Linked DNA regions of Homo sapiens: region 2 is linked to region 1. The links are chromatin loops, found by intact Hi-C in ENCODE. Cell type or tissue: GM12878. All regions are shown on one strand. Links, peaks and the distances in the headings refer to the core of each region. The heading gives the core; the rest is flanking DNA.

Region 1 (16,294 bases), core at 3,664-8,663:
GTTCTGCAGCATCAGCAATCACCCTGTCGGCAGCTTCAGAGCTGTTTCCCTGTTGTGATGAAATGCCCAGACTACAGAACCAGGCTGTGGCTTCTCAGCCCAGCTCTGCCACCTATTGAGGGTGAATCACCTCCCAGGATTGTTGTGAAGAATTAAGTTACTAGATTCAAAGCATTTAGAACAGTGAGCCCTCAGTGAATTTTAGCTACGACTATTAAAAATGTTTTCTACCCTCCTGGAAAAACTTATCTGTGTCTGCTTTCTGATATTGCTGCTCAGCTGCAAGTAGAAGACAACCAGCCGGGCAAGGTGGCTCATGCCTGTAATCCCAGCACTTTGGGAGGCCGAGATTGGCGGATCACTTGAGGTCAGCAGTTCAAGACCAGCCTGACCAACATGGTGAAACCTTGTCTCTACTAAAAATACAAAAATTAGCCAGGCATGGTGGCACATGCCTGTGATACTGGCTACTTGGGAGGTTGAGGCAGGAGAATTGCTTGAACCCAGGAGGCGGAGGTTGCAGTGAGCCGAGATCATGCCACTGCACTGCAGCCTGGGTGACAGAGTGAGACTCTCTCAAAAAAAAAAAAAAAAAAAAAAAGGAAAAAGACAACATATGTGTCATTCACTTGAAGTAGCTGTGAAAGATCTGGTAGGATAGTTGAATAGTCCTGTCTTTGGGCAGAGGACAGCATTAGTGTTGACAATAGTTGAGTATTACTTAGCATTGTACTGAGCTAGAACTCAAGGGAGAATGAGATTCTTTTGCTGCATCTCTTTTATAATAAAAGTTATCATCTTGTTATAATTAAAAAAAAAAAGCACCAAAACTACTGCATTTCTAGAGACAGGAGGCATTCCTAACTTTGGTAGCATGATTTCAGCTGTAGAAAGAAAACTGCATTTTACATAGGAAGAAATAAACAAAAATATTGGCAGCAGTTATTATGGGATAGTGATATTTTATTTTAGGTTTTTAGGGGTTCCTTGGGTACTTTTCCATAATTTTCAAAATCTTTAATGAATATACTTTACCTTTACAATTTAAAAGTTATAAAAAATAAATTTATTGAAATTGGATAAATTGACATCCATCCAGTTACATCCAGCTTTTCTATTATTTATTTATTTTCCTTATTTTTTTTTGAGACACAGTCTCACTCTATCACCCAGGTTGGAGTGCAGTGGTGGGATCATAGCTCACTGCAGCCTTGACCTCCTGGTCTCAAGTGATCCTCTCGTCTCAGCCTCCCAAAGTGCTGGGATTACAGGTGTGACCCGCTGCATGTGGGCAGCTTTTCTGTTCTGCCAACATTTCTTTTGATGACAGGATGGGTGTTTTTCCATCATTTTCTTTTGGCTACATTAATGTCCTTGCCAAATGTAATGCTTGTCTTACTAAACCTAATTTCAAGAGTAAAAAATCACCAAACTTTACTTATCTTCTGATACTGTGGCTTCAATCTGTTGGACAGACATTTGTGTCTTTGGTTGAGATATAGAAACAATTGAACAAATACCAGGGAAAGCAGAGTTTAAGGCAAGGTAAAACTGAAAAGAAAGAAAATAGTACTCAATCCTATCCCAGGCAAGCTGATGTCACTCGTTCGGATTGCAGCTATACAAGGTCACTCTATTTGACATCATTCTTGTTTGGTAACATTTTGCTCAAACTCCTAGTCCTTTCTATAAAACACTAGATTTTTTATTCATCAGCCTGCAGAACTCTTTCAAGTACTTGCAAAACTAACCAAAATTTTAGATTGAATAATGGGTTCAAAAGACTTCCAAACCTTCAGGATCAAACGGGAAGCTAATGGAAGATTTTAAAGCAGTGGTCCCTTCCCATTGCATTTCATGTTTTTCCCCCTTTTACAAAGAATTTAGAGCGTTTCAGAAAATATACCTGGGAATTAATGAATGATTCAGGAGTGCTCTTCTAGAGGAGAAAGTTCATTCTTTGTTTATCCAAGTCATTATTTAATGATAAACAGGCGAGGGGAGAGAACTTAGCATTAGTCCCGGTGCCAGCCAAGGGATAATTACAGTTAGCATTTCTGTAGTGTAGACGCTGATCTACGCACTTTACACATAATTAAATCATTTGATCCTTGCAACAGCCTTATGAGAGAGGGTTCTGTTACCTTCATGTTACGGGGGAGGAAATTAAGATCCAGGGAGGTTAAGAAAGTTGTTCAATGTCACGCAGTCATCAGGTGATGGAACTAGGGTTTGAATTGTAAGCAGGCTGCTCCACAGTCTGTGTTCTTATCTACCGCACTATTTTGCCTCACATTGATCACTAGAACTAGAAGGATGGGGGTAGCATGGATTGGCGGATAGAGCCAGGGCCCTGCCACCCCCACGGCAGCATCACCACCACCACCCTCACCAGCAGCAGCCTTAAATACTGTTGTGGGTTTAATCACGGCCCTCCAAAAGATACGTCCATGCTGTAAACTCTGGGACCTATGGATGTGACCTTCCTTATTTGGAAAAAGAATCTTTACAGATATAATTAAATTAAGGATCTTTTGATGAGGAGACCATCCTGGATTATACAGGTAGACCTGAAATCCAAGGAGAAGTATCCTTCTAAGAGAAGGGCAGAGGGATATTTGAGGCAGAAAGAAGAGAAGAACACAGAGAAGAGGAAGTGGCAATGTGGCCCTGGAAGCAGAGATGGAAGTGATAAGGCCACAAGTAAAGAAATGGTGACAGCCACCAGGAGCTGGAGGAGGCAAAGAGCAGATTGCCCCTCAAAACCTCCCAGAGGCTGAATGGCCCTGCTGTGTTTCAGATTTCCAGGCTCCAGGACTGTGAGGGAAAACATTTGTTATTTTAAGCCAGCTAGTTTGTGGTAATTTACTACTTCAGCCTCAAGAAACTAACACAGATATTATATGTTGGTATAGTATTTTTTTGGTTTCTAAAATGCTTTGGCATGCATACATGGCTTCATTTGTACCCCCTAATGGTTTAGTTTGGGGACCCAAATCCACCATGAAATGGCTGTGGGATTTTGTGCAAGTTGTCAACCTCTCTGGCCTCTATCTTTTCATCTGTAAAATGAGGCAGATAATGATGCTCGCACTGTGTCCCCCACCAAAGTACTGTGAAGATTAAATGGAAAGACACGCTCATGGACTTGCTATACTGACAAGTTGTATTTGATGCTGAGCTCTCTTTACCTATCCTTGGGTGACAGCTCCCTCACTGCCTGGAAGAGGATATGGGCACCATAAACACACCTAGAGGGAGTGTGGGCATGCTTCTGCCACCTCCTTCACCAGCATGGTGTGAGGCTGAGGGTGAGGGCTGGGTGTGGAGAGCCCAAGGCCACTGGGAGACAGGACAGGGAGGGAAGTTTAACAAGACTGTGCTTTGCCATGGGTTCAGTCATCTCATGAGCTGAGGCTTGGGGTCCCAAGGCTGACTTCTCAAGAAACATTTGGTCTAAGAGCAGAAAGGCGGAAAGGTCTGTCCCTATTAGCCCTTGTCCTCTGCATGATCAGAAGCCAGGGACCACCCGTGAAGGTGTGAGTAGAAGTTCATTTTCCTGCTGACCTTTCAATCCAGAGCCTTTGGGTGATGATGGCTCTGAAAGGTGGTAATTAGTGCTAATCGAGGTGATGGTTTTGTGAAGCTGACACCTATCCATTAGGAAATGGACTGAGGCCAAGGGACCAGCCACCCCACCAGGGGACAAAAAGCTAAAAAATCAATGCGTGGCCAAACTCTGCACAATTAGTGTGCTCCTCCAACCATGCTTTAGTGCACAAAGGGAACCCTTGCAAGGATAGAAAATGGGAGCTCCAAGGTTGAATGCCACCCTAAGCCTAGGAATAGAGACATAAACAATGACAAGGAAGAAGAGACACAGTGGGAGAGAGAAGAGGAATGGCGGGAGGGCAACTCGGTGTGCTTTTATGAGGGACAGAATACACTCGGGCAGCTGAGAATAGCACGCAGTAAGCCAAGGGCACTCACTCATCTACATTCAGTATAAAGCGATTTCCTGATTTTTCATGAGTTATGCCGCTTGCATTCTATCAAATTTGTTTCCTGTTCCTTTACTCCAGTGAGTCTCTGCAGGTACCCAGAATTCTGCTAAAATTTGGCATCATCAAGGAACAAAACCTTCACTCATGTTATTGCGATAACTTTATAACTTCTCTTTTCCTTATGCCCCATCCAAACCATCCTCTACACTTAAGCACAAGTGAATTTTTAAAAACACAAATCTGAAAGTGTAACTCCCCTGCCTAAACCTTCCACTGGCTTGCTATTGCTGTTGTACTTAAGATAAAACCTCAAGTCTGCCACATGGTCTGGCTGTTGCCGACCTCCCCAGGCACTCTGCGTGCCGCTCTCCCCACCACTCTCCGCCCTCCTTTCCACCCTCTGTTCTGGCTATGAGTCTTCAAGTAAGTCATTCATTCATGTACATATAGTATAAGTATGTATGTATGTAGACATATACGGAAGCAGATAACCAAGTTAGATATCCGTTTGACTAGAAAGCTCTTTCCCCTGTAATGTGTATGCCTAACTGCAATTTTTTGTTCTTCTGACACACACAGAAGCCTTCTCAGACTCTCTCCCTTTAATTATGTTCCCCTTATTAATTTTTCATAATTCTCATAACATTATTTTCACCTTAATAGCTCTTACTACAAATTATATGTGTGTGTATGATTCATGTGTATATATATATATTCATATTAAAAGATCAATTAGTGTTAGCTTTTAAACTAATGTAAGAGTCTTTAGAAACAGGCAAACAGATTAGAAACACTTTTCTTCCTTTTTTACTTCCTTCCTTTTCTTTTTTCCTTCTCTTTGCTTTGTTCTTTTCTCTTTTTTTTTTTAAATACAGGCATAAATATAGAAGGGAGGATCATATATATGTGTGTGTGTGTGTGTGTGTGTGTGTGTGTGTGTATATATATATATATATGTATATGAATCATAGTTTGCCTTTTTGCTCCTCCACTAAATTGTTAGCTCTAAGAAGTGGGACATGTATGCTTTGTTCTCTGCAGTAAATTCAGTTCCCCAACCCCAGATATTCTGGGATTTGATTGGTCAGGGGTGGGGTGGGGTCTGAGCACCGGCCTTTACTGAAAGTTCCTCACATGGTTCTCATGTACAGCCAAGTGGAGACCTGTTTATCTAACCCACCTTCATCATTTTAAGAAGGAAGGAGCTGAGGCCCAGAGAGGTCACCTGACTTGGTCAAGGTCTCTTGGAGCTGGCTATAAGCAGATTGAGACAAGGACTCAGTTCTTTTAGGGCCTGGTCTCTTTGCACACTATAATGTCCCTTCACTTAAGTTGGAGAAGCTTTATCACTGAGTAGAGAGAGGTTTCTTTCATATTTTTGCATTCTTGGAGGATGACTAACTCATGCTTGTTAGCCTGGGACTTTCCAGGTTTTAGCGCTTTAGGTCCTGTGGGTCTCAGGTAAAGGAAACAAAAATATGCCACTCCAAAATATACTTCTTTGGTATATTTTGATATGACTATTCACAGGAACTGCAAACCACAGGAAAAGCTTTGAAAAGCTGTCTTTTGGGGAGGCGGGGAGATTTGCATCTGTAGAGGAAATCTACATTAGTGAAATGAAGTTAACAGCAGACACAAACAGGGTTTTATAAGGCCTCCCTTATCCAGACCTAGGAAAGATTAAATCACAGGAAAGAGGGACTAAAGTTCTGACACTTCAAAAGGTCTGACAGATAAAGTTTTACCACATAAGAGCAGGATACTGTCTGTTCTTTCCGAGGGCTGCTATCCATGGGGCTCTATCTGCATAACAAGATAGCCTTTGCTCACCATGCCTTTTCTCCCCTCTTCCTCCAATAACTTGTCTTGCCATGCCCCAAGCCTCTATTCCTTGCTGTATGGTATATAACCTTCAGCCATCTGGCTTTCCATTGAGTCTCATACTTTGTGTGTGGCTTCTGTGTCCATATGCACATTAATAAAATTTGTACACTTTTTTTTCCCTGTGAATCTGCCTATTGTTAGTTTGTTTTATAGACTCAAATTATTTAAACTTCAGAAGCAAGAGCGAAGGAAATTCTCTTCATCCCTACCCAGGCAAGCTGAGATGGTTGACATCACTGTTTGCACAATCACTAAGTCCAGGTTAGGAAAGAGAAGCAATGCCATACGGTGATTGAAACCCAAATTCTAAAGCTAGACTCACCTAGGTTTGAACCGTGACTTGTCAATTAGATGATGACCTCAGGCAAGCTTCAGTTTCTTTATGTGTAAGAAGGGAGAAATAATGTTGTATGCCTTAAACAGTTGTTGTGAAGATGAAATTAGCTAATATTTGTAAAGCACTTAGCACAAAACATTGTTCATAGTAAAAGATCAATTATGGTTAGCTTTTAAATTGATGTAAGAGTCTTTAGAAATGGATAAAATGATAGATATACTTTTCTCCCTTTTTTCTTTCCTTCCTTTTTCTCTTTCCTTCTCTTTGTTCTTTTTTCTTTTTAAAATGCAGGTGTAAATATAGAAGGGAGATGTGTTTCTGAAGGTCTAGCAATTGCTAGAGCACTAAAATACCTCTTTTTTTTTTTTTTTAACCAGCGCTCATTACTGTCTGTCAACTCTAAATGCCACCCAGACATTTCTAGGTAGTGCAATTTTGCCCTGCCAAGTGAAAGCATTTCATGACGCTCAATCATTAGGCAGCTATTTAAAACAATTTTCTTTCAGAGCTTCTCCTTCCCTTGGGCATTCATGCTGAAGACTCTGTCAAAGTGCCTATTTCCTGGAATCTGGCTATAGCAGACTTCCCAGAGGTTGGTACACCAGACTAATCATTTTTCTAAGGCAGCACTGGAGCCCTCAGGATACCAGTTGAATCTGATCCACATGGTAGCTCTGGGAACACAAAATGCTAATGATGTGGAACTTAGGCCACTGGTATTTATTCTATTGTTGTTTGCTTATTTATTTATTATCCGTGCAGGCCAACCAAAAGATAAATTTGGGACCAACCTCAAACAAGGTAATTGGAGTGTTCATTCAGTAGTCTTAGCTTACTTGTACTGGCCATCTTTATGTCTTTAGTGAGTCCATATTAGAAATGACGGTGTCTTTTTAGAAGGATGAACTAAGCAGAAATGTAGAAAAATCAGAATTTTTGAGATTCAACTTTGAAGACAACCTCCTCCAATTCCTTGGAGAGTATTTTGCTCATTTAATACTTGGTTACATTGTAACATTTTGCAACCCACCAGGAAATCACTCTAACAGTAACTGCTCGTCAAACAGTGACAAGAGGATTTGGGGAAGGCAAACAGCTGCAGATTCAGATGTGGGAGGGAGGTGGGCAGATGATGGGGGAATGAATCTTGAGTGTCCACATGCCAGGGAGAGGCTCAGCCAGGAATGACACTCCAGGGTGACTGACAGTCAATGAAACTTGCCATTCTAATCAGCAATAAAAAGGAATGAGCTGTTGCTATACACACAACAGGGATGGATATTAAAATAAATGTGCTGAGAGAAAGAAGCCAGACCAAAAAAAAAAAATAGTGCCTACTGCCTTTCATTTATATACAATGCTAGAAAATGGAAACTATTTCACTGTGACAGAAAGCAGATTAGTAGTTGTCTGTGACTGCACTGCCACCATTCAACCTGTTTCTTAGGTCAGTAATTTGGCATCACCTTGAATCTTCCTTCTCGCTCTCGCTCCTGGTGCCCATTGACTCAGTAGACAGGCCCTAAAGAGTCTACCTTGTAAATTTTGTTCATAATCACCCTTTTCTCACTGTTTTCATGGTCACTTTCTTAGGTCCAATCTTCATACATCTTTTCTATTTCTTATTTGTAGTAGTCTCTAAATGGTTTCCTTCCCTCTATTTCCTGCCTATTCTAATTTATCCTTCATACTGTTTTCTGAATAACCATAAAATATTTTCTATCTTTAAATATAAAAAACAAAATTATAAAATATTTAAAAAATCATTTAAAATGTGCATAGAATTACAAACACTTCAGTGCCTATAACCCAAGATTAAGGACTGTTCACATTTTGGAATTTGTCTTTTGTGTATTATTATAAAAGAAGCTTCTCTTTTAATGGAACCATCTTTGCTCTACTTCCCATCTTCTATGCCATGGGTGCTCCCCAGTTTCCAACACTGTCATATATTTGTATATATCTATTTAGCTCATGTTGCGTACTTCTAATAAATATATGTATTCCTGTTTAAAAATTAAATAAATGATATAATATTGTATATGTCATTCTGCAACTTGCTTTATGACAAGTGTTTGATAACTATGTGTGCTGATATAGATGAAGATGAAATTGACTCTATACTGCTATATAATATTCTTATTACATTATACATTATGCATTATCTTGTGGGTGGGGCATTTGTGCTGTTTCTAGTTTTTTGCTGTTAATAGAATTTAAAAAATAAATATCCTTGTGTATGTCCCTGTAGTGAACTGAATGATGGCCTCAAAGATATGTTCATGTCTAATGCCTAAAATCTGTGAATATCACCTTGTATGGTGAAAGATGTTATTAAGTTAAATATCTTAAGAGGAGGAGCTTAGTCTGAATTATCTGGGTGGGCTCTAAATACAATCACATGTGAGAAAGAGAGGCAGAGGGAAGTTCAATACCACACATACAGAAGAGAAGGCAATGTGAGCACAGAGCAGAGATGCAGCCATAAGCCAAGGAAAGCCAATAGACACCAGAAGTGAAAGAGACAAGGAATGCATTCTCCTCTAGGGCTTTTGGAGGGAGCTCAACCCTGCTTCACCTGCATTTCAGGCATCTGGCCCCCTGAGCTCTAAGAGAATAAATTGTTGTTGTTTTAAGCCAAACAAACTTGTGGTAATTTGTTATGGCGGCCACAGGAGCTAACACAGTCCTGCATTACATTGAACAGTAATTTTCCACGGATTTAAACTTATGAGTCACAGGGCATGTGCAGTTTCCACTTTACTTAAATATTTAGTGAGTGTGTTACTTGCAATTGCAAAAATATGGAGCCAGCCTAATTGCCCGTCAATTAACAAGTGGATAAAGAAAATGTGGTAGATATATACCATGGAATACCACTCAGCCATAAAAAGGAACAAAATAATGGCATTCACAGCAACCTGGATGGAATTGGAGACTACTGTTTTAAGTGAAGTAACTCAGGAATGGAAAACCGAACATCATATGTTCTCACTCATAAGTGGGAGCTAAGTTATGAGGATTCTAAGGCATAAGAATGATACACTGGACTTTAGGGACTTGAGGGAAAGGGTGGGAGGGGCATGAGAGATAAAAGACTACACACTGGGTACAGTGTACACAGCTCGGGTGATGGGTGCACAAAAATCTAAGAAATTGCTGCTAAAGAACTTACTCATGTAACCAAACATGACCTGCTTCCTAAAAACCTATTGAAATAAAAAAAAAATTTAAAAAATAAAATAAAATGAGCTAAAAAGAGTGCAAAATAAATTTAAAAAAGATATTTAGCAAGTATGTTAATATTTTATTTTACTTTATTTTATTTTTCGAGACATGGTCTCACTCTGTCACCCAGGCTGGAGTGCAGTGGCATGATCATGGCTTCCTGCAAACTTGACCTACTGAGCTCAACGATCCTCCCACCTCAGCCTCCCCAGTAGCTGGGACCACAGGTGCACACCACCACACCTGGCTAATTTTTGTATTTTTTGTAGAGATAGGGGTCTCACCACATTGCCCAGGCTGGTCTCAAACTCCTGAATTCAAGCAATCCTCCCACCTCATCCTCTCAAAGTGTTGGGATTAAAGGTGTGAGTCACCACTCCCAGTCATGAGTGTGTTAATTTACACTCACCAAAGCAGTGTGTGCTCCTTTCCATTTCCCACATCTTGGCCAATTGTTGATACTGTTGGACTTTAAAGTCTTTGCCAATCCAAAGTGTGTAAAGTAGTATTTCATTATTATTTTACTCACATTTCCCTTATTACATGTGAAGCCGATAATATTTTTGTATGATTGTTGGTCATTTAGATTTCCACTTCAGTGAGTTTCCTGTTCATAGTCTCCACCCATGTTTGTTACAACTTCGGTGGTCCTTTACATTTGTGAATACTAATCCTCAGTCTGTCACTTATGGTTCAAATATTTTCTGTAAGTCTGTAAATTGTCCTTTAAAAATGATGTATTTTGAGGGAGAGAAGCTCTACATTTTAATTAAATTTTTATCAAAAATTTCAATTAAAGTTTTATCAAAAGCTTAAAGATTTACCAAACCTGTTTTTTATAAGTCATACTTTTTTTGTCTTGTCTAAGAAATCATTCCCTACCTTCAATTCATGAAGATTTTCCTATTAAATGTATACACTGTCTTTAAGTCCTATTTTTCACATTTGATCTTTAATTTATTCAGAACTTTGTATTAGTCTGTTCTTGGATTGCTATAAAGAACTACCTGAGACTGGATAATTTATAAAGAAAAGAGGTTTAATTGGCTCATGGTTCTGCAGGCTGTACAGGAAACATGGCTGAGGAGGCCTCAGAAAACATACAGTTATGGCAGAAGGCAAAGGGGAAGGAGGCACATCTTACATGGCTGGAGCGGGAGAAAGAGAAGACAAGGGGGAGGTGTTACACACTTTTAAACAACCAGGTGTCATGAGAATTCACTCACTATCATGAGAACAGCAAGGAGAAAATCTGACCCCAAAATCCAATTACTTCACAGCAGGCCCCTCCTCCAAGATTGGGGATTACAATTTGACATGGGATTTGGATGGGGACACAAATCCAAACCATATTATTCTACCCCTGGCCCCTCCCAAATCTCATGTTCTACTCACATTGCAAAATACAATAATCCCTTCTCAACAGTTCCCCAGGTCTTAACTCATTTCAGCATTAACTCAAAAGTCCATCTGAGGTTGGGCATGGTGGCTAAAACCTGTAATCCCAGCACTATGGGAGGCCGATGTGGGCAGATCACCTAAGGTCAGGAGTTCAAGACCACCCTGGCCAACATGGCAAAACCTCGTCTCTACTAAAAATATAAAAATTAGACAGGCATGATGGTGGGCACCTGTAATCCCAGCTACTCAGGAGGCTGAGGCAGGGAGAATTGCTTGAACCCAGGAGATGGAGGTTGCAGTGAGCTGAGATCATGCCACTGCACTCCAGCCTAGGTGACAGAGTGAGACTCCTTCTCAAAAGAAAACCAAAAAAGCAAACAAAAACGAAAACAAAGTCTCATCTGAGACAAGGCAAGTCCCTTCTGCCTATGAGCCTGTAAAATAAAAAAACAAGTTAGTTACTTCCAAGATGCAATAGGGGTATAGGAATTGGGTAAATCCTTTCATCCCAAATGGGAGAAATTGGCCAAAGGAAAGGGGCTGCAGGCCCCATACAAGTCTGAAGCCCAGCAGGGCAGTCATTAAATCTTAAAGTTCTAAATCAATCTCCTTTGACTCTGTGCCTCACACCCAGGCCATACTGATGCAAGGAGTGGGCTCCCACAGACTTGGGCAGCTCTGCCTCTGTGGCTCTGCAGGGCTTGGCCCCCATAGCTGCTCTCAAAGGTTGGTGTTGTGTGCCTGTGGCTTTTCCAGATGCACAGCACAAGCTATCAGTGGATCTACCATTCTAGAGTCTGGAGGACAGTGGCCCTCTTCTCACAACTCCAGTGGGCAGTGCCTCAGTGGGGACTCTGTGTGTGGGCTCCAACCCCACATTTTCCCTCTGCACTGGCCTAGTAGAGGTTCTCCTTGAGGGCCCCACCTCTGTAGCAGACTTCTGCCTGAACATCCAGGCTTTCCCACAGATCTCTAGAGCAGGGGCACAATGCTGCCCAGTTCTTTGCTAACACATAACAAAAGTTACCCTTTCTCCAGTTCCCAATAAGTTCATCATCTCCACCTGAGTCCTCCTCAGCCTGGCCATCTCTGTCCATATTACTATCAGCATTTTGGTAAAAACCATTCAGCAAGTCTCTAGGAAGTTCCAAACTTTCCTTCCTCTCCCTGTCTTCTTCTGAGCCCCCCCAAACTGTCCCAACCTCTCTGCCTGTTACCCAGTTCCAAAGCTGCTTCCACATTTTCTGGTATCTATAGCAATGCCCCATTCCTAGGTACCAATTTTCTGTATTAGTTTGTTCTTACATTGCTATAAAGAGGTACCTCAGACTGGTTTATTTATAAAGAAAAGAGGTTTAGTTGGCTCACGGTTCTGCAGGCTGTATACGAAGCGTAGCTGGGGAGGCCTCAGGAAACTTTCAATCATGGCAGAAGGTGAAGGGGAAGCAGGCACATCTTACATGGCTGGAACAGGAGGAAGAGGAGAGAAAGGTGCTACACACTTTTAAACAACCAGATCTCATGAGAACTCACTCACTATCAGAAGAACAGCAAGAGGGAAATCCACCCCCATGACCCGGTCACCTCCCACTTGGCCCCTCCTTCAAGATTAGGGATTACAATTTGACATGAGATTTGCACAGGGACCAAATCCAAACCATATAAAACTTATTTTTTAGAATATTATGAAGTAGGAACATAACTTCACTTTTTTTCTATATGACAGTCACTTGTACCATTTTCTCACTGGTTTGTAATGCCACCTGGATCACATACAAATCACATAACTTGTGCTTTATGCGTCTCTATTTAGTTTTCTAATCTACTGATCCATATGCCTATGTCAGTGCCAGACTGTCTCAATGATTTAGATTTATATGTCAGGACTAGCCTCCTTCTTAGTGTTCTCTTTTTTGAACGTTGTTTTGTCTATTCTTGAACATTTAAACTTCCAAATGAATTTTAGAATTGTTTAGTTTCATTATATATTCTCCTGCTTCTTTCATCAGAATTGCATTGAACTTACAGGTTAATTTTTGGAAAATTTACAGGCTTACAGCACTGAACCTTATCATTATTTAGTAAGGCAGATTAAAATCAAAGTATGTCTGTAGCTATTACATTGTGAATAGCACAAAAACTTTGAGGAAAATTCTTCCATAGTTATTCCATAAGTATTATCTAATTCAGCAAAGACATCATTCCCTAATGAATGCCCACAACACATCTTCACAGTTTCACTTTGTTAACATAATAAAAATATCAACCAACATTCCTATCAAAACTATACGCATTCATCATTGGTTGGCTACAGAAACAAGAACTCAGCAAAAAAGCAATGGAAGTATTCTGTGAACATCAATTGGCTTTATCCAATTTATAATAAAGAGCTTTATATATCTTATTATTATTTATAAATTATGTGATACAGAACCTTTATATTAGAAAATATAATAAACTTTTGTATAAATACTTTTAATATATTTTTAATTTCTTAAAAATATATTGATAGTCTTCCCCCACCTCCCCAGCCAGAAAGCTGTTTGTTAAATATTTACCAGCACACCACTGGCTCTAGCCCTCACCAGTATCTACATACCCTTGCAGAAGGCTACTCTGCTCCCACGACAAAAGTGCCAGAGGGTGCCCCTCAGGTACAGATTATCTGAGAGGCCTCATGAAAAGTGCCCTGTTATGGTTGTTAAACATTTACCAGCACACCAATGGTTCTATCCCACTCCCCAAGGTAGCAGCTCTCAACCAATGACAGAAAGAGTTGATGTATAAATACCTCAGTTCCCTCACCCTCAGATGGGTTGAGATAACTCTGATTTATGTTTTACACTCTTTCCCAGAGCTTCCCTAAGAGATTAAGCTCCAGTCACCCCAAGTAGGAGCTGGCCTGATAACACACCCTTTATTGTCTTCTCTTTCATTTTACTTCTTCTTTTCCCACTGATGTCTTCTCCCAAATCAACCTGTGCTTGAATTCTTATCTGTTCAAGACCACTGGATCTATAATTCGTATATCCTTTCAATCTGATTAAAAGTATCAAAAAAGGCTGGAAGGTAGAGATTGGATTTTGTGAAGAGGGCAGTTTGGAGAGAGTTGTTCCTATGCTCTAAGCTCCACTTGCCAATAAGGGAGAGGAGAGGACAGAGAGAGAGAGAGAGAGAGACAGCATGTGTGCAATTTTTCTCAACTCAAGGGTATGAGAATATGTACTAGTTTCCCAGGGTTGTCGTAACTAAATACTCCAAGTTGGGAGGCTTAAAACAACAGAAATTTATTCTCTCACATTTCTGGGTGCTACAAATCTGAAATGAAAGTGCTAGCAGGGCTAGTTCTTTTTGAGAGCTCTGAAGAAGAATCTGTTCCATGTCTGTTTCCCAGCTTCTGGTGATGGATGGCAGTCCTTGGTATTCCTTGGCTTGTAGATGAATCACTTCAATTTCCTGCCTTTGTCTTTGTTTCTCTCCTTCTCCTCCTTCTCCTTCTCCTCCTCCTTTCTGTTCCTCCTCCCCCTCCCCCTCCTCCTCCTGCTCCTTCTCCTCTTCCTCCCCTTTGTCCTCCTCCTCCTCCTTCTGTCTTCTTCTTCTTCTTCCTCCTCCTTGTCTTCTTCCTCTTCCTCCTCCTCCTCCTTCTTCTTCCTCTTCTTCTTCCTCCTCCTCTTCTTCTCCTTTCTCCTCCCCTCCTCGTCCTCCTCCTCTTGTTCTTCTTTTCCTTCTTCTTCTTCTTCCTCTTCTACTCCTTCTCCTCCTTCTTCTTCTACTCCTTCTCCTCCTTCTCCTTCTTCGTCTGTTCTTCATCGTCGTCTTCTCAATCTCCTCCTTCTTCCACCACTCGTATTGGAAAAAGAGCCCACCATACTTTAGTGTGACATCATCTTAAGTAATTGAATCTGCAATAATCCTACTTCTAAATAAAGTCACATTCTGAGGTACCGGGGTTAGGACTTTAGCATATCTTTTGGCGGGACATGATTCAACCCATAATAGGACGTTTTTCATGAGCTCTCTCAGAGCTCCGAGTGGTGATGCCTCCCTCATGCCCAGGGAAAGCTAACTAGTGGTGTTAGGGCAGAAGCAGTGACGATAGGTTGGACCTGCACTCACAGAGTGGGAACAAAGGTTGTATGAATATGCCCCATGGACTAGCCAGTGGGCCCTGGCTCAGGTTCTGTCCAGTAAGATCACGTACATGGCTGGAGGGACCCTGGCAAGTAGCTCAAGGTAAATGCTGAATGTCTGAGGACTTAGGAAGGATTTGCAAATGATGATAAGAATAGGGTTACATCTGTCTGAATTAAGAAAACATAGGGAGGAATCCCCAGGGACATAAACATCCAAATAACCCATGAAGATGCCCTATAAGACAGAGTCAGCTTTAACTATATGCTGAGAAGCAAACATACAATGTTATCTGGCAAAGTTAGAACTGGTTTATTCTTTTAATTCTCTCTCCCATATCTTTTTTCATCCTGGTTGGGGCAGAAACCATAACTAATAAATGGGGGAGAAGTGGGGATGCAGAGAGAGTTGAAGTCAATCACACCCATGTTGCCAGAGGCAGGTGGCTATTAATCAGGCCTTAGCATGATGAGCACAGAGAAGTTCCACCTTTCAATGAATTTTAAAGCCTTTGAAAGTAGCTTGGACTAGACTTTTTAATTTCCTAATAGGGATTATGATTAGAAACTTAGAGGGGCTTTAAGATCATCCCTTGCCTACAAATGAGTAGGCAATGAAATCATGATTTCGGATCTTATGTGTTTCATGAGCAGGAGAAAAGTACCACACTAAATAAATTTGGAAGAGTCATTTGTACGGAAAAATAAAGTTGTCTATGATTACTTCCCATAAGTTATGCAATCAACATGTTACATGTTATCCTCATCTCCCTCCACTCCTTAAATCCCTCTTCATTCAGTCATACCGAGTTTCTTACATTTCCTCAAACCAACCCCACTGTTTGGTTACTCCATACTTTTGAGCATACTGATCTCGCTGCCTGTAGCATCCTCCTTCCTTCTTCCACTTCTAGCTAACTAATTCCTATATAATCTTTCAATACATTGTCTCTTCAACATCACCTTCTCTGAGAACCATTCTTTTAACCTCCTCCTTTCCACCCATATTTAGATGCATACTCCTACATAACAAATCTTATCACACAATTGTTGATTTCACATGTGCCCCCACTGTTCTGTGTATCCTTGAGAGCCTGAAATAGGTCTTATGATGTTCTTGGTGCTTAGCACAATGTCTACAACACAGTAGGCATTCAGTAAATAACTACCAATGGTGACGGTGGGGGTTCGCAGGGAACAGATTAGGAACCAATTCTCAGGATTTTCCTGGGAAAGTCCCACATTTCTGGAGCAGAGTACGAGACTTCTGAAAGGTGTGAAGCAGCCTGTGAGTCAGAAGAAACATC
Region 2 (16,294 bases), core at 7,184-12,183, 350 kb after region 1:
TCGTTCTTTGAAATGAGCAGTTGATGTTTTTCTCATGTTCTTATACAAATAACCACCTTAATTCAGCTTAGAGACCCACATCTCCTTTCCAACCAGATTAGTATCCCTTACAGAAATTCAGGCACTGAGTCTCCCTCTGTCGCTCAGGCTGGAGTGCACAACCTCAGCTTACTGCAACCTCTGCCTCCTGGGTTCCAGTGATTCTCCTGCCTCAGCCTCCTGAGTAGCTGGGATTACAGGCATGCACCACTACGCCCAGCTAATTTTTGTATTTTTAGTAAAGACAGGGTTTCACCATGTTGGCCAGGCTGGTCTAGAACTCCTTACCTCAAGTGATCTGCCTGCCTCAGCCTCCCAAAGAGCTGGGATTACAGGCATGAGCCACTGCATCTGGCTACATCCAGGCAATTTTAAATACCTGTCTGTGTTTTATAACCACTCCAAGCTGGTCAGCCTCAAGGAAATCAACTAGGAGAGTTCAGAGTTTTTCCATGTTAAATTCTGACTCTATTTACCAAAGCAAACAAATTAAGGTACTGAAAGACTTTAGTAAACACAAATATTTTTACTTGTGGTTACAGAGGCTTTGCAAGAGCTCTTGTTCTTAGCAGTGATTATGTTGAGCCATTCATTTCATTCACGTAATAGTCTGACAAAATGTGAATGCCTACCATGTGTCCAGTACTTTCTAGGTGATGGAGACGCAGCAGGGAACAAAGTTTCTGCACTCTTGGATCTCATATCTACTGCAAGAAACAGACAAGCAATAAACAAGTATAGCCATAATATGTCAGATATTGATATGTGCCATGGGGAAAAAGAAAGTGAGAAAGTAGGTGAGTGGGTACCAGACTGCAGCAGTAAGGAAGGGTGGTTGCTAATGTCATATATAAGATGGACTCACTGATAAACAGACTTGAAAGAAATGAGGAAGCAAGCGTTGTGTACATCTGGAGGAAGCCGTTTCCAAGCAGAGGGGGAACAAAAGTAAAGGCCTGAAGTAGGAGTGGCATATTCTTGGAACAGCGAGAAGGCCAGGGTGACCAGAGCAGAGTGAGCGAGGAGACAGTGGAAGGAGATGTTGTCTTGAGGCCCAGTTGTGTGGGGCTTTGTAGGACATTGCCGGGGCTTCAGCTTTTTCTCAAAGTGAGGTGGAAAGGCATTAAAAACTGTGGAACCCAGGAGTGACATGATCTGATTTCCATTTAAAAGAATCAATTTGCCTGTGTATTGAGAAACAACTGTAGCTATCTATTATTGGCTACTACAAGACTCCAGGGATAATGGTGGCTTGGACCAGTGGTGGTAGCAGTGGAGGTGGTGAGAAGTAGTAAGATTCTTGGAGGTAGAGCTGACAGGATTTATTGATGGATTGGAAGTATGAGGAAAAGAGAACCAAGAATGACTTTCAAGGTTTTAGGTTGGAGCAATGATATGGTTTGGATCCCACCCACATCTCTCGTTGAATTGTAATCCCCAGTGTTGGAAGTAGGGCTGGGTGTGAGGTGATTGGATCATGGGAGCAGAGTTCTCATGAATGGTTTAGTACCATCCCCCCTTTGGTACTGTATAGTGGTAGAGTTATCATGACATCTGGTTGTTTAAAAGTGTGGAGCACCGGCCGGGCGCGGTGGCTTACGCTTGTAATCCCAGCACTTTGGGAGGCCGAGGCGGGCAGATCACCTGAAGCTGGGAATTCGAGACTAGCCTGACCAACATGGAGAAACCCCATCTCTACTAAAAATACAAAATTAGCCAGGCATGGTGATGGGTGCCTGTAATCTCACCTACTTGGGAGGCTGAAGTAGGAGAATTGCTTGAACCTGGGAGGCGGAGGTTGAGGTGAGTCGAGATGGCGCCATTGCACTCCAGCCTGGGCAACAAGAGCGAAACTGTCTCAAAAAAAAAAAAGTGTGTAGCACTTCCCACCCTCTCTCCTTCTTGCTCTGGTTCCAGCCATGGAAGATGTGCCGGCTTCCCCTTGCCTTCCACCATGATAGGACGTTTCCTGAGGCCTCCCCAGAAGCAGCAGTCACTATGCTTTCTGTATAGCCTGCAGAACCATAAGCCAATTAAACCTCTTTTCTTCATAAATTAACCAGTCTCAGGTATTTCTTTATAGCAGTCTGAGAACAGAGTAATATGGAGCAACTCTTGGGCAGAATTGCCTTTTGCTAGAATGAGGAAGGCTGGAATAGATTCGGGTTGCCAGAGGGGTGAGGAGTGCTCGTGGGTTATGAATCAGGACTTCAACACTAAACATGCTGGGCCGGAGATGCCTGTTAGATATCCAATTAACAGAACTGATTGATACAAGTAATGAAACATTTTATTAGAGATATATCTCAAGAATGCAGTTAGAAACACAATGGAGATTTGTCTCTAGCCTAGAGACATAAATGTTTGTGTCATTAGCATATGGATAATTGGCTTATGGTTCTGCAGGCTATACAGACCCCTGAGACCAGATGAGATCACCTAGTGAGGGTGGATAAAAAAAGACAAGGAAGGACCAAGTACACAATTATTTGCAGGTCATTGAGATGAGGAGAAAGCAGCAAAGAAGGCAGAGGAAGGTACCAGAGAGGCAGACAAAGATTAGAGAGCAGTATTCCCGAGTCAGGTAGGTGGTCAGCTATGCCTAATTCTGCTGATTCTAGAGGCAAGCTGAATTATAAGGGGAAAAGCAAAAAATAGCCACCGGCATCTCCTGCTGTCATATCTACAGTCTCCTGTTACAACAATAATAGCAAGAATAGTAGGAATAGGCCGGGCGCGGTGGCTCACGCCTGTAATCTTAGCGCTTTGGGAGGCCAAGGTGGGCGGATCACTTGAGGTCAGGAGTTCGAGACAAGCCTGGCCAACATGGTGAAAGCCTGTCTCTACTAAAAATATGAAAACAAATTTAGCCAAGCATGGTGGCGGGCACCTGTAATCCCAGATACTTGGGAGGCTAAGGCAGGAGAATTGCTTGAACCTGGGAGGCAGAGGTTGCAGTGAGCTGAGATCGTGCCACTGCACTCCAGCCTGGGCAACAAGGGCAAAACTTCACCTCAAAAAAAAGGAATAGTAAGAATAAAGAACTATCATCTATTGAATGTCTATCATGCCCCAAGGATTGTGCTTCAGTAAATATCACATGTCAACAGTGATGGGTTGGTAGTGGCTACCTGGAGCATTGTGCTGAGAGGGATTCTGAGGCTGCCTCTTTGCTCAAAGGAAAAGGATTGAGCTGTGATATTTGCTATGTATACAATAAGGAATTGGCTTCACAATTGCCAGGTGTTTGTGGACATTGTACTAAGATTTTACGTATATCATCTGAGGAGCTCACAACGCCAGAGTAGTGATATAATTAGCCCCATTTTACTAATGCAGAGACCCAGGTCAGAGAGGTGTACTAACCTCTGCCCAGTGACACAGCTAGATGTGCCAAAGGGGAGGCTTGGCCCAGGTCAGCTGACCTTTGTCCCACACTGCACAGTTTCTCTCTCCTTCTTTCTCCACCCAATCAGAAAAGCACATGGAATTTCAGATCCCCAGGGTGCCCCTTTTCTAATTTAAACTTATGACACAGAAGGCATATAATCAACAGGATCAACATCAAATGCGCTGATTCCTTTAGGCTCAAAGAAAACGTGGTAAGCTAGATTCATGAACTTATTTAGGGACACATGTTTGCAAGCTCAAATACAGGAGAAAAAGAAACAAAACATGAAGTAAGAGTAATAAAACCATTCAAATAGCAAGTTTTTTCAGCCTAGAGCAGTTGAAGATGACACAGTAAGAGCAACCATTAAAATATGACTATTATTTTGTCTTCATCATTCCCATAGCAACCTAGTATTATTCCCTGCCAAAAACTAACTCAGTAGGCACCAAGAGTTCACAGCTCCTCGTTTAGCACCAAGTCCTTCCCACAGTCATTTGTATTAACATTTGCAAAAGATTTATTTCCCTTTGATTCAAATAATTCCACATTCCCAAGAATACCTAGACTGGAGAGTGGCCAACTGCCTGCAGGGCCTGCAGTCATCTCCCCGGTCCAGGGTAGTTCCCTGGGCGCCTGTGAATGGCTCATTGTTCAAGACAAACCCACTGCAGAGAACAGAGAAGACACAGAAGAGGAATTAGTGTCATGTTCTAGAGACTGATCTGGACTTTGAGCAAAGAAACTGCATGCCCATGGCCATCCCCTAAGGCTACTATGAGTCACAGCTATCAGTGCCTCCCAGCCCAGGGCTCCCCTGAGATACAGCTCAGTTCATAATCAATAATCAACACACATCTGGAGGTTTCTAACCCACGTTCTTCCATATAACTAAGCAGAGGGCTAGTAAAGCAGGGCCCAAAATGAAAATCTTCATCATCCTCAAGTATTTGTTAAGTACCAACTGTGCAGGATTAAACACGCTATTCAGGGAAAAGTCTGCAGGCACCTTCAAATAGTCTTCATGGCTTTAGCAACTGACCAGAAATCTAAGAAAGGTGTGATGTTTAGACTCTTATATGATGGAGGCTGGAAACCTAAATCCTGCTCTGAGTTTTGCTACTGAGTTTCTGAATCTATTCTGTATATTCAAACTAATAGAGTACTTCAGAGAAAGGTCTAACTACCCACTTCAAAGTCCATTGAAATCAAAGATAAAAGACTGTAATTTTAGAATTTCTTGGGATTAATCAACCTGTCACCAAATTCAATTGCAGAGTGCAAAAAATGTTTCCTGGTGTAGACTTTCTACATTTAGACCTTATTTGTTATTTCAGCAATATATTAATGAACCACACAATTAATGCTTGATAAGTATAATTTAGTAGCCACAAGCTTATTTTTCAGAATATGGCTATTTTCAAAAAGTTACACTTCTTCGTACTTATTCAGGTCTTTTATTGTCCTTATTTGAGCCTTTTAATAGTCAGAAAACTACATTTCAAGATAAATTTCCATGCCACATTACTTCTCCCAGCTCTCAGAAACCCATCAAAATACATTAGAGAAAATCAATATGGTAATCCAGAAACAATAGCTTAATTCAGTTATGGTCCTGACTTACCCATCTGCAAAAAACAATAGCTATATCTGCCCAAGTGAATATATATCCGACTTTACGCCATGGAGAAAAATAAATCTAACTTGCCAAGACATGCCTCTACCCTTCAACTTCCCTACTTACTATCTACAAGTAAGGCAAAAAGGCTATATGGAGTCTGAACTTCTAACCAATGTACACATCTCAGTCTTCATTGAGGCCATTAATACATTAAAAACATGGATGAAGGGCTATTTGTTGCGTAAAGTCATTTTTCCCTTGACATTTATTATCAGTAGAAAAGTTTTTCTGTTTTAATACCCACATTCTGGCATATAATTACTGTAATAAAGTCTACTTCTGCACTCTGGGTGACTGCTGCCAGTATTATGAAATCATGGCAATGGTTGTAAAAATAAGGGAGGTCACAACCCTTCCACACACACACACACCCACTCTGCAGCTGATATTAAATAGCTCTGGTGGGAAAATGCAGACCTTTAAACTTTCTCTACCAAACTCAATGCATTCTGTATTTAACTTCTTTAAAACAATTTGTGTTATAAGAATTCAAAAACTGCATATGGCCATGGAAAAAAAAAGAAGGAGCTTGTACTTAATTAGCTACTAAGTCCAACTTGGACGAAGCACAATAACAACCATTTCTTTGTGCTAACTATTTTTAATGATATGCATTACATGCATTGGCCTGTCTACTGCCCAGACTGTTCCAGCATCAATCTTGCTTTAGTCTTATGCTTTTGGCAAAGAACAGCATTGGGAAAAGTCTTCATTGTGATGTTTTGCCATTTTGGGAGGGATAACTCCTAAAGCATGAATTCCCTCTGAACTTTAAACTACCAACATGGCTTCATGACCACAAGACAATCAATGTCCAAGCACATCAGAAGCTGTACAAATATTCTCCTTGCACCTCAAACAGTACTCAATATTTTGATTCATCCTCTCTGGGCTTAAGCCGCTTGAATATTTTAATCCAATTGCTTCCAGCTATTCTCTTACATAACTGTTGAATACAATTTTTCTGCTTCCAACCAAGAACCAAGTCAAGCTAATTCAAGATCATGAAAAGGACAGACAGGTCCAAGAGGCAGTGGCCTGTGCATTAAAAAATATATATATATTCTAGTTCTTTACATAATAGGAATTTCCTTAGAAAGGGTCTGTTTTTAAAAGTAGAATCTTGGGTTTCCAAATTAAAATAATCCTGAGTAGGGCTGCTCCTTGAGGGTCTGAAGGCCAGGATCTCCTCTTGCCCTTAGAATGAGAAATCCATCGTCCTCCAAAGCATCACAGAGAATATAGAATGTGGGAGAACAAGATGTCTAAGGACCACAAGAAAACATCAACAGAACACAGTACAAAGAAAACCAAGCCCTGAGAATGTCACCTCTGCTCTAAACACAGCAACTCCGCCGTCATCTATTTTATTTCCTGGCCTTATGTATCAAGTTTATGTTTAGGAAGTAAAAGAGCCACTAAAACCGTTTTAGAAAGCAGTTTGAGTTGTGCAAACCCTGCAACCAGCAATTCCACTCCTAGGTATGTGTCCTGGAGTAACTGGTACATATCTGCCCCAGAATGTATGTATGTGAATGCTCACAGCATTGTTGTTCATGATGGCTGCAAATCAGAATCATCCCATAGTACAATGGATAAATACATTGCAGTGAATTTGTACAATAGAAAACTATACAGCAGGAAAAGTAATAAACCAGAGGTTTGTGCCACAACATAAATGAATCTTACAAACACAATGTTGAATTAAAAAAGGCAAGATGTGAAAGAAAACATAGAATCATTCCACCCATATAAAGTCGGAAAGGAGGCAATACTAATCTATCTTATGTAGAGATGTATATATGAGTAATAAAGCCAGGAAGAAAAGCAAAGAAATGATTAGCACAGAAGTCTGAAGAATATTTTCTTTGGAGGGAAAGCAGGTGAGAGAAAGTTGTGATTCAGATTCAGGATGAGAAGTAGGGGAGACTTCTGGGGTGCTGGCAACATCTTATTTCTCACCCTTTAAAATCTTTCCGTGTGAATATTTTATCATTTACTTCACAATTGCAAAAATTAACAAACACAAAAAGCACCACCTAAAGAAAAAATGTTTGAAGAAATCACTGTTTCAATTTAATTTCTTCATGTTAAATAAGGAACTGGAGGTCAGGAAGATTAAGTCAGTTGCCATTTCTCCTGTTGACCTGATGTGGGCTCTTGGATGCGGGGCTTGTTATGGAGCCTCTTCTTTTCTCAGAACCTGGGGACCTGGAGAGGCCAGGCCATCTGGAATTAATGTCCTTCCCCATATTTTACTCTGCTGGTTCCCCAAGCACTTTACCCAGCCAGAGCTTCTTTGCCTTTCCTTTCTCTCCCTTCAAGGTAAGGATTTTTCTACTTTGAAAGGAGTTGTTAATGGATAACCTTTCTTCTCCAGTGGGTTTTAGGGGGTCAAGGGCCTGTCATTATTCCACTGGGCTCTTCCATCCAGCATGCAAACTGACCCACTCTTCTTCCTCCTCCACAGCTCCTCTTCCTCACAGGCAGCCCTCAACCTCTCTCAACTCTGTGGATCCAAACTGGACAGACACACGTACTATACAAACATCCTTGTATACACGCATACCACCACTCAGACCCTGTCTTGATTCCATGTCTGCCTGACTTACAGTCCTATGCAGACCGTATCTAATGCATAATCTATACCCTAAAACCTACTATACTTTGCATTTCATGGATGTTTAAAACTAAAATTTTAGCCCTACATGTTAAACTCAATGCTTCTTTAGATACTTTTCGATCATCATTCATATAAACAATTGAAAGTGTCAGGGTAAGTTACAGACATGTACTTTGGCTACTGCAGGGGTGTCATTCTAAACTCCTACTGCTTGAGCTGCCCAGTATATATTGCCTTTATAATCAGGTTTTAAAAATATTTGATTATCTCCTTCCTCTAAAAAAAAATCAGTTGCTGAGGAAACATCTAGCCAGAACATTGTTTAGAGGTAAAATTGTGTGTTAAGAACTTCCACATGAGGCATTTGTAAATAATAACATAATGTAAATAATAACATGATTTTCACAGCTTATACAGGAATCTGTTTACTAGATTTCTCCAAGTCAGTGGCATTCTTGGATTTTAAGAATCTAAAAGAAATTTAAGAAAAACCGAAGACAGAACCTGGAGAAGTAAATGAAAGGGTAACAGCAAAAATTCAGAAGTGCTGGTAATTGTGTTTGTTTGTTTCTTTTAGGCAGTTACACAAGCAAGAAATTGCAGGGCGGAGCTTGACCTTCCAACAGAAATCTCTACAGAGGCCACTACAAAGATTACCAAGCCCAGTGTATGTCCTCACTGTCGGAACAATACTCATTACAGTTTGCAAATTTGGACATTAAAGAAACTGTATCATCCTTGAGTGTTCAGAGTAATGGAATTTCTGCTGCCTCTCAGCATTCATGTCATTGCCCTGAAGCATGGTGGCTTGATTGCAAAAATCTTCAAGGAATCTTCATTCCAGGACCAGAAATTTCAGGCTTGACAAAGTAAAGGTAGCAAAGTGAAGCTATGTCCCATAACTGAGAAACTCTATGATAAGTCTCTGAAAAATGGAATTACAGAGGGAACCAAAAATCCAATGTAGTCCATGCCACCAAGCAGAGCAAAAACACAGAAGAAAATGGCAAATAAAAATGTAGGCAGCAAAAGAAAAATATTATGTATGAAAATCCAAATAAAGCGATAGATTCTTTAGCCCCATGAACAACTCTCTCCAAATAAACTTGCTATCACTCTCAAAGAAGCTCATATGCATGTAGAAGTTTTCTAGCCATGGATAAACAAGAAAGAAGTGTCATTTCAAGAAGAGCTGGCCATAAGAAAAAATGTTTTTGTCAGAAGAACAGCAATATTTGCAATCTCCCACCTTCTCTGCAGAAGGCCAATGTAACCAAAAACATCTGAAGAAGCCAAAATCTTCTATGTGTCATGTGGGCACAATGCCAGTACCAGATAAAGCAAAACAAGAGGGGTGATTATTTTTCTCTTCAAAACAACCCCATGTGCAAAGACTTGATTTGCCTCCTGCTGTGTACCTTCAACAAGATGAACTCATGTAGTTAAAATTCCAGATCACATCACTTCTTTAAAAATCGCTCCTAGGGACTTTGCTCTCTGGTTTTCTGTGCCTTGCTGTCATCTACCCATCCTTCCCAGCACTGCTTGACCCCAGCAGCACACACAGAGCCTCCCTTGCCTTTGGATTCCCAAGGCATTAGCTGTGCACATCACTCATTCTGACCCAATGCACGGAGCACTGCTTCGGGACCAAACTGCCCCCCAAGAGTTCGTGGTTTGTTTCCCCAACCAGATTCTAAGATCATGGAAAACAGAGAACTTTATTGTACTTTCTTATCCATCCCCTACCATAGTGCTGAGCTCATAGTAGGTGCTCAGACCTACTATGCTCCACGCTGCCTTCCCCCCCACCGCTCTGGATCATCACGCAGAAATAAATACCCTTACAGCGCGAAGGCACCACCATCAGGGTGGTTGTGGCTTCCCTTCTGTTGCTTCAGTGTCTTCTCTTTCTCTGGTTTGCTTTTTAGACAAAGAGTGGGCAGAAACTAAAAACACCTGCAGGTCAGTGAGTGTCTACTTAATGCAAAATGATGGCTCTGAACACTAGAATACAGGTCAGGTCACCACTGAACTTTAACATAGCATGATGGTAACACAGGTCATAACCACCCTGAGCAATAAACAATGTCAGGATCACTGAATAGCAAACAATTGTAGGGGACAGATAGAAGTTTTCGCAGTATTTGGAACTAAGTCCCTAAAACATCCAACAGGACCGTTCGTTCTGCTATAATGTGATAGTAGATTCTTAAATATTATGTTTTATCAAAAACTGGGATATTAAGATAGTTGTTTCAGTGGAAGGGGAAGATGATTAGGGTTAGGATTGGAAAGTTTCAGACATGATAACTAACAATAGAGGAGTTTCATAGTTATATGTTATTATCATAACCTAAAATATACATACCCCATTGGTCAAGGTTGACAGAATAAACCCAAGTGTTTCAAACCACACACTCAGTAATATCAGTCTTCTCCATCTCCTTTGGCTTTTATTTTGTGATTCTGCTGATTTGAACACCCAATCTTAAACCAAAGAGAGAAGGATATAAGCAAAAATTCAGAGCAGCTCACCAAGGAAACATGCAACAGTATCTTGCTAGGCTTTGCAGGGCCTTAATTTTCTCTTCCCCCGTGGGGTTCCCGTTCCTCAGTCACCCATTATAATCAAGAGAAGTTGTATAATGCAAAAATGCTCCGAATTAGTAGAATAACTTGTATTATTTTCCATTATGAAAACTCCCAATAGAGGGAAAATGGCTAAACTCCAGGCTTAAAATTCAATTTGGGATTTTCATATCAGTCACTGACTTCCTGGGACCACATCAGCGATGTTTCTGTCAGGAGTCTATGGCCATAGAGATATTAGTCTTGCCCATTCCTGAACAGCCTCTCCAGATTGTTTCCCTCCAAAATGCAGGAAAATGTCCACTGTACAATTTTTTAAAACCATAAAACCTAGTAGAAAGGACCAGAGGCATCTCCTTAAGGTATAGGCATCCTCCAGAGCAAGAATGATTCTAGGGGTAAGGCTGAAGGTGCCTGTGGCTGTACCTTCAGGGCAATTCTTCATGTCACGTGGATCATGGGGATTTGGTGTTTTAAAGGAATATTGTCAACAGGGAAAACTAGCAGGCCCCTTAAAAAGGTGAGAGTGGAAATCTAGTTTAAAAAACAAGGCATCTCGTTCATCTTCTACAGAATTTGCCAAATCCATCCTAGATGAGTGGATGAAAAGTCTTATTTCCATGCCATCAATTAAGGCCATTAATCCTTTCCAGCACTGACATATTGGTCTGGGCTTATTCAGGATTTTGACAAAAAGCTTACACAGCAGGTTTTCTGATTGAGTCATTCTAAGTAATTCTGAGGCCCTGGGAAAGTCAACCTGCTGTATCATTATAACTGCCAGAATGCTAAGTGTGCCACCTGGATGATCTAGACCATCTATGTGACATTGCCAGGAAGCTTTTATAGCACCATCTCACAGATGAGAAAACCAAGGCATAGGGAAGTTAAGCATTGCTATGATCTGAATGTTTGTGTACCCCCAAAATTCTTATACTGGAATCTAATATCCAGTGTGATGGTATTAAGCGGTGGGGCATTTTGGAAAGTGATAAGTTATGAGGCTCTGCCCTATGAATGGGATTCGTGCCCCTATAAAAGAGACTCAAGGAAGCTCCCTTGCCCCTTCTGCCATGTGAAGACACAGCAAGAAGGCACCATTTTGAAGCAGAGAGAGCAGCCTTCACCGGACACTGAATCTGCTAGTTCCTTGATCTTGGACTTTGCAGCCTCCAGAACTGTATGCAATACATTTCTGTTTACAGATTACTGAGTCTAAGGTATTTTGTTACAGCAGCTCAAATGGACTAAGAAAAGTGGCTTCTTCAAGAACATGTGCCTGATAAAGTTGATGAAATCAGGATTCAAACCTAGGCTGTCTGATACAGGCCCACAGGCTTAACCACTACACCACACTGCCTTTCTCCATGTATGCCACAAGGACTTAATATGAGTGGCTTACAAGGACTCATATTAAGTGACTTCCCAGTCAACTCTTTGTGCTCACATCACATCTCCTCAGCCCACCTCTGATTTCAGCCCTGGTTTTGGCATTGAGTTCTAGAAATCTCAGGTCATTTTCTTGCTTTCTGCCTCAGGACCTCCTGTGAAGGTGTGGGAGCCCAGGCAGGCCACTTTCAAGTCAGCTTGGAAATCCTCAAGCAATGAGGCGTGAGAACTGTGAAGAAGTGCCCCAGGCTCCAGCATAACAAAGGACAATCTGGAGACTTTCCATGCACTTCTTAGAACGCCAGGGTAACCATGCTCCCGTTGTCCACAGCATCAGCCTTGATAACATACCCTAATATTTTCCTTTCTGCCACATTCTCTCCATCCCCTCATTCCTGCTTCTTGGGTTCAACTCCTAAATAAACTACCTGCACGTGAGATCTACTGTCGGGCTTGCTTTTGGGGAACCAAACTTAGACATCCTGCCTTTGCAGCTTGATGAACCACACTGTTTCTTGGGGCTCCTTCCTAATCTGTTATTCAGATTTTTACATCCTACACAAATTTTCAGCAACCTGCCCTGAATGAAGTCCATCAGGGCATACATTCCAGAAGGAGCTACTGCCAGTACATGAGACAATTCTCTTGTGTTAAAATTTACCTAAAGGTTCCGGGCTGTGAGTTGCTGAATCTGCATTTCCACCTAGTTTTCCCAGAAGTGGCTGTTCATCCAGGAAGACTTGTTCTGCTCACTAGTCTATACGGAAGGCTTGGCATAGTTCTGTACTCAGTTATCCAGAAAGACAGTTCTGGTCCTCATATAATCGTGTGGATGTGTTTAGAGATTCTGTAAGGTGAAAAAGCAATCTGCCAGTGCATTAATTTGGAGAAACTATGTATTTCTATTTTAAAACTGGAAAATTGCTTTTTAAAATTTGTCATTTCTCCAAATATTTTATTTTTCACTATGCTAAGTGATCCAAATGCATTGTACATTCCCTATGCTGTAGGTACAATTATTGTGCCCTCTAACCACTATAGATGCACAATAAACTCAGAGTAATAAATTAACATTCAAGACAAATCATTAAATTCATGTTCACAATTCCCCCCATAAAGAAAGACTGTAAGCATCTCTTTAAAGGTATGTGACAGTAAGGTTATTTTGGCTTAAGACCAATTTTCAGTGCACAGATCAAGAATGTTACTTATTCTTTTATTTGTTTGTGTTTTAATTGTGGTGAAATATACATAGAATTAATCATGTTAGCCATTTTCACTGTTCAGTTCAATAGTGTTAAGTATATTTGCACTGTTGTACAATGAGTCTCCAGAACCTTTTCATCTTGCAAAACTAAAATTTTCTATCCATTAAACAACTCCTTGTTTCTCCCTTCCCCAGCCCTTGGCAGCCACCTTCTACCTTCTATTTTTATGACTTCACATACTCTAGATATCTCATAGAAGTGAAGTCATACAGTATTTGTCCTTCTGTGACTGGCTTGTTTCACTTAGCATAATGTCCTTGAAGTTCATCCATGTAGTAACTTCCTTTTTAAGGCTGAATAGTATTCTACTCATGCAAATACCACATTTTGTCTATTCATTCATCCATCCGTATACACTTTGTGTGGCTTCTACTTCTTGACTATTGTGAATAGCTCTGCTATGAACATGGGTGCACCAGCAAGTTGCTGTTAATGAAAATGATTCATTCTGTAGTGTTCCTTCCAGCTCACAGTCTTACATTCCTGTTATCAAGAAAAGCTAACTTAAAGTCCTTCTTACTCAGTTATCCACATTTGGAATTAGCTTAACCTGTTGGCCTAACAGTCATGACCCAGTGTAACCACTCATGTCTCAGCACAGATGACAAAACGCAACTTGGCTAGGAGGAAATAGGCTCAGTGGAGGGCTGGCCTTGGAGAACTCATCTTAACAAAGTGGAGACAAAGTTATTTTGGGAGGTCATGTAAGCAGAGTGATTATCATCATGGGGTCTGGGATCAAAATCCCAGCTCCAGCCTTCACTAGCTGTGTGACCTTGAGAAAGTTACTTAACCTCCCTAAACCTCAGTTCCTAATCTCTAAACAGAGGCAGTGATCATAATAGTATGGACATCTAGGAACATGGTGAGGAGTAAATAAAATAATCCATGTTAAGAATTTAGTGTCTGGCATACAGTAAGCGCCCAACAACTGTTAGCCCATATTCTGTAGTTACAGGTCACTGTTCCAAACCCCTCAATTTACAGAGGAGGCTCAGCAAGTTGAAGGAACATTTACTCCTGCCTTCACACGTAGCCATATGCATATGCAGACACAAAGCCACAGAGCTCCGTGTGTGCAAAGACCCCCTGTTTGATTTTAAAACCCTTGTGATCAGGGCTTTACTATCTAGCTATGAAAGTTTGGTTTATCTCAAAACTTTGATTTAAAAAACACGTCAATTAACCTAAGTTTGACCCTGAGAGCCCACAGGCTTAAAAACAAAAGCTAAAAAACAGGAACTGAAAAAGTTAAAAAAAAAAAAAATGTGAGCAAAACTAAGTAAACAGCATGCACACTTTTCTACTTTTCTGCTAAGAAAATCCTTAACTTTGTATTTCTTGAATCCTGTTTAAAATATATTTGGCTTTCTTTTGCATCAAATGTGGACCATCATAACCATCATCCAAAGACCACTGCACTTTAAATAATGATCCACGCTTTTACTTGGCCTTTCACAGGCTGGAACCAATTACCAAATTTCTCTCCCCACCCCCCCACCCCCACCCACCAGCACATTTCTGCCTTTGCAGCTCTGATTACTAGAGTTGAACACATTTGAGCAGTTCATTAGACAACAGTCCAAAGCTTCAGGGCAACTTGGGGGCCACATTCACATAGAATTCAGAGTTTGCAGCCTGCCAGCCAAGCACGCTCCCTCATGCATGCTGCTGCTGAGCAACTCCCAGTCCCATAGAACAGCCTCCCAGCTACAGTGTCCTCTCTAAATCTCTGGCTCATGGTACCTTTCAAGTACATGGTGAGCTTCCTCTAGCATTCTGGGACACTTTAAGGAATCTACCTGGCTCTTTTTCATTTTTAAATTTTTAAAAAATTATTATGTATTATTATTATTGTTATTTTTTAAGCCAGGGTCTCACTCTGTCATCCAGGCTGGGGTGCAGTGACAGGATCACAGCTCATTGCAGCCTCAAACTTCTGGGTTCAAGCAATCCTCCTGCCTTAGCCTCCCAAAGTATTGGGATTATAGGCATGAGCCACTGAGCCTAGCCTTCTTTTTTTTGATCAGATTTACATTCCTCAATATTCAAGGTTCACAATGCAAAGCAACATTAACGATTTATTTTCTTCTCAGGTTTTGTGTGTGTGTGTGCACACGCATGTGTGTGTAATTTTATTTTATTTTCTAGCTGGAAAGAGGCTGTTTCTCTTGGGGCTAGTCAATTCTTAGAGATGGCAAAGGGCTCAGCCTTTCATATGAAAATGAGCCAATCCAGCCTTTCATAAGAAAACTACCCAGTCTTGCCTGTGCACCCAAGGAGGCAATATTCCTCTGCCTTAATTAACCCAGGGCCAGGTATCAGGCAACTAGGGGCCACCCCTCTATCTTAGAGGCTGCCCCAAATAATTCAAACTAGCCAATCCTAAACTGTCTACCCTGCCCTGCCTTTCTCATGAAAACCCCATTTATTGGGGGCACTGGCCAAATCTTCCCCCAGTTCCTATCTTCTGCTTCCTACCACCCTGGTGTTTTTCCATGTGCCCCTGCATGGCACGACCATGCCTCCTGTCACGAGGACCTGTGAGCATAAACTTTGTTTTGCTGAGCTTCTCCTCTGTCTCCTTTTGTGGCCACAGCTAACTAAGCATCTCATAAAAAAGTGCAAAATATCAGGTCACCCTGCCTTGCTCCTGTTCCTGCCCAAGAACCACCCAGCACATGAGGGGTTAGCAACACAGGCTGGGCATTAAAATCACCTGATTTTTGCACTTTTCTATGCACATTTCTATAAAACTATGGATGTCTAGATATCACTCCAGGCCATCTGAAGCTGCACTTCTGAGGATGCCTCGCAGGGCTCAGCTGTTCCTAGGAACTACTCAGGTGATTGTGATGAATGGCGAGGGCTAAGAACCTCTGCCCAACCAAAACAGGATGTCAGTGTACAGCCCCAGGCCCCACACTCCAAGGGCAGGCCATGTGCAAGATGAATTGCTGCAGAATCCTTCAAGGCATACCAAAAATTCCCATAAGGAGTGACCCCAATTCACCGTTAAAGGGGAAAATGTCCTTCCTCAGCTCATCTAGAAATAAAATCTACAGGACTCATTTCTACTTGGGGTCACTGAAGGCCTGATCCTACACTCCAGCCAACATCACACCCTGAGTGCACATCTTATCTGGCTGAACACTGCTTCCAGCCTGTCCTCATGAGTACACCCACATAACTCCAGTTCACTGCAGATTAAGTCAGAGAGAACCTTGCTATGGTTGGAGCTCTGCAGGAGAGCTCAGGGACTACCAGCAGAGTTCTCTCTAAGCAGCAGGACCAGTCCATGTCAGATGACC

The links. A loop is a pair of places that touch in the nucleus more often than their neighbours do. Peaks named below come from ENCODE experiments on the same cell type or tissue, not always from the same donor. Only the 100,000 strongest peaks of a DNase experiment are listed, where the experiment ranks them.
Region 2: it touches region 1 in a loop (2.9-fold over the local background); 2 of 110 quality-filtered maps call a loop at or near these places.

Annotation. Positions count from the first base shown.
Region 1 is chr5:56,323,637-56,339,930 of GRCh38, forward strand. The region is part of intron 2 of LOC105378977 (a long non-coding RNA gene); the gene reads left to right. Among named protein-coding and RNA genes, the nearest start is that of ANKRD55, 98 kb to the left of the region's middle. In GM12878, for the core only: no CTCF peak of the experiment used is centred there; DNase peaks (open chromatin) are centred at 4,365, 5,445, 6,205 and 6,700; H3K4me3 peaks cover 585 bases; H3K27ac peaks cover 1,484 bases.
Region 2 is chr5:56,672,431-56,688,724 of GRCh38, forward strand. No RefSeq gene overlaps it. Among named protein-coding and RNA genes, the nearest start is that of C5orf67, 74 kb to the left of the region's middle. RefSeq lists an enhancer at 14,178-14,327. In GM12878, for the core only: no CTCF peak of the experiment used is centred there; no DNase peak of the experiment used is centred there.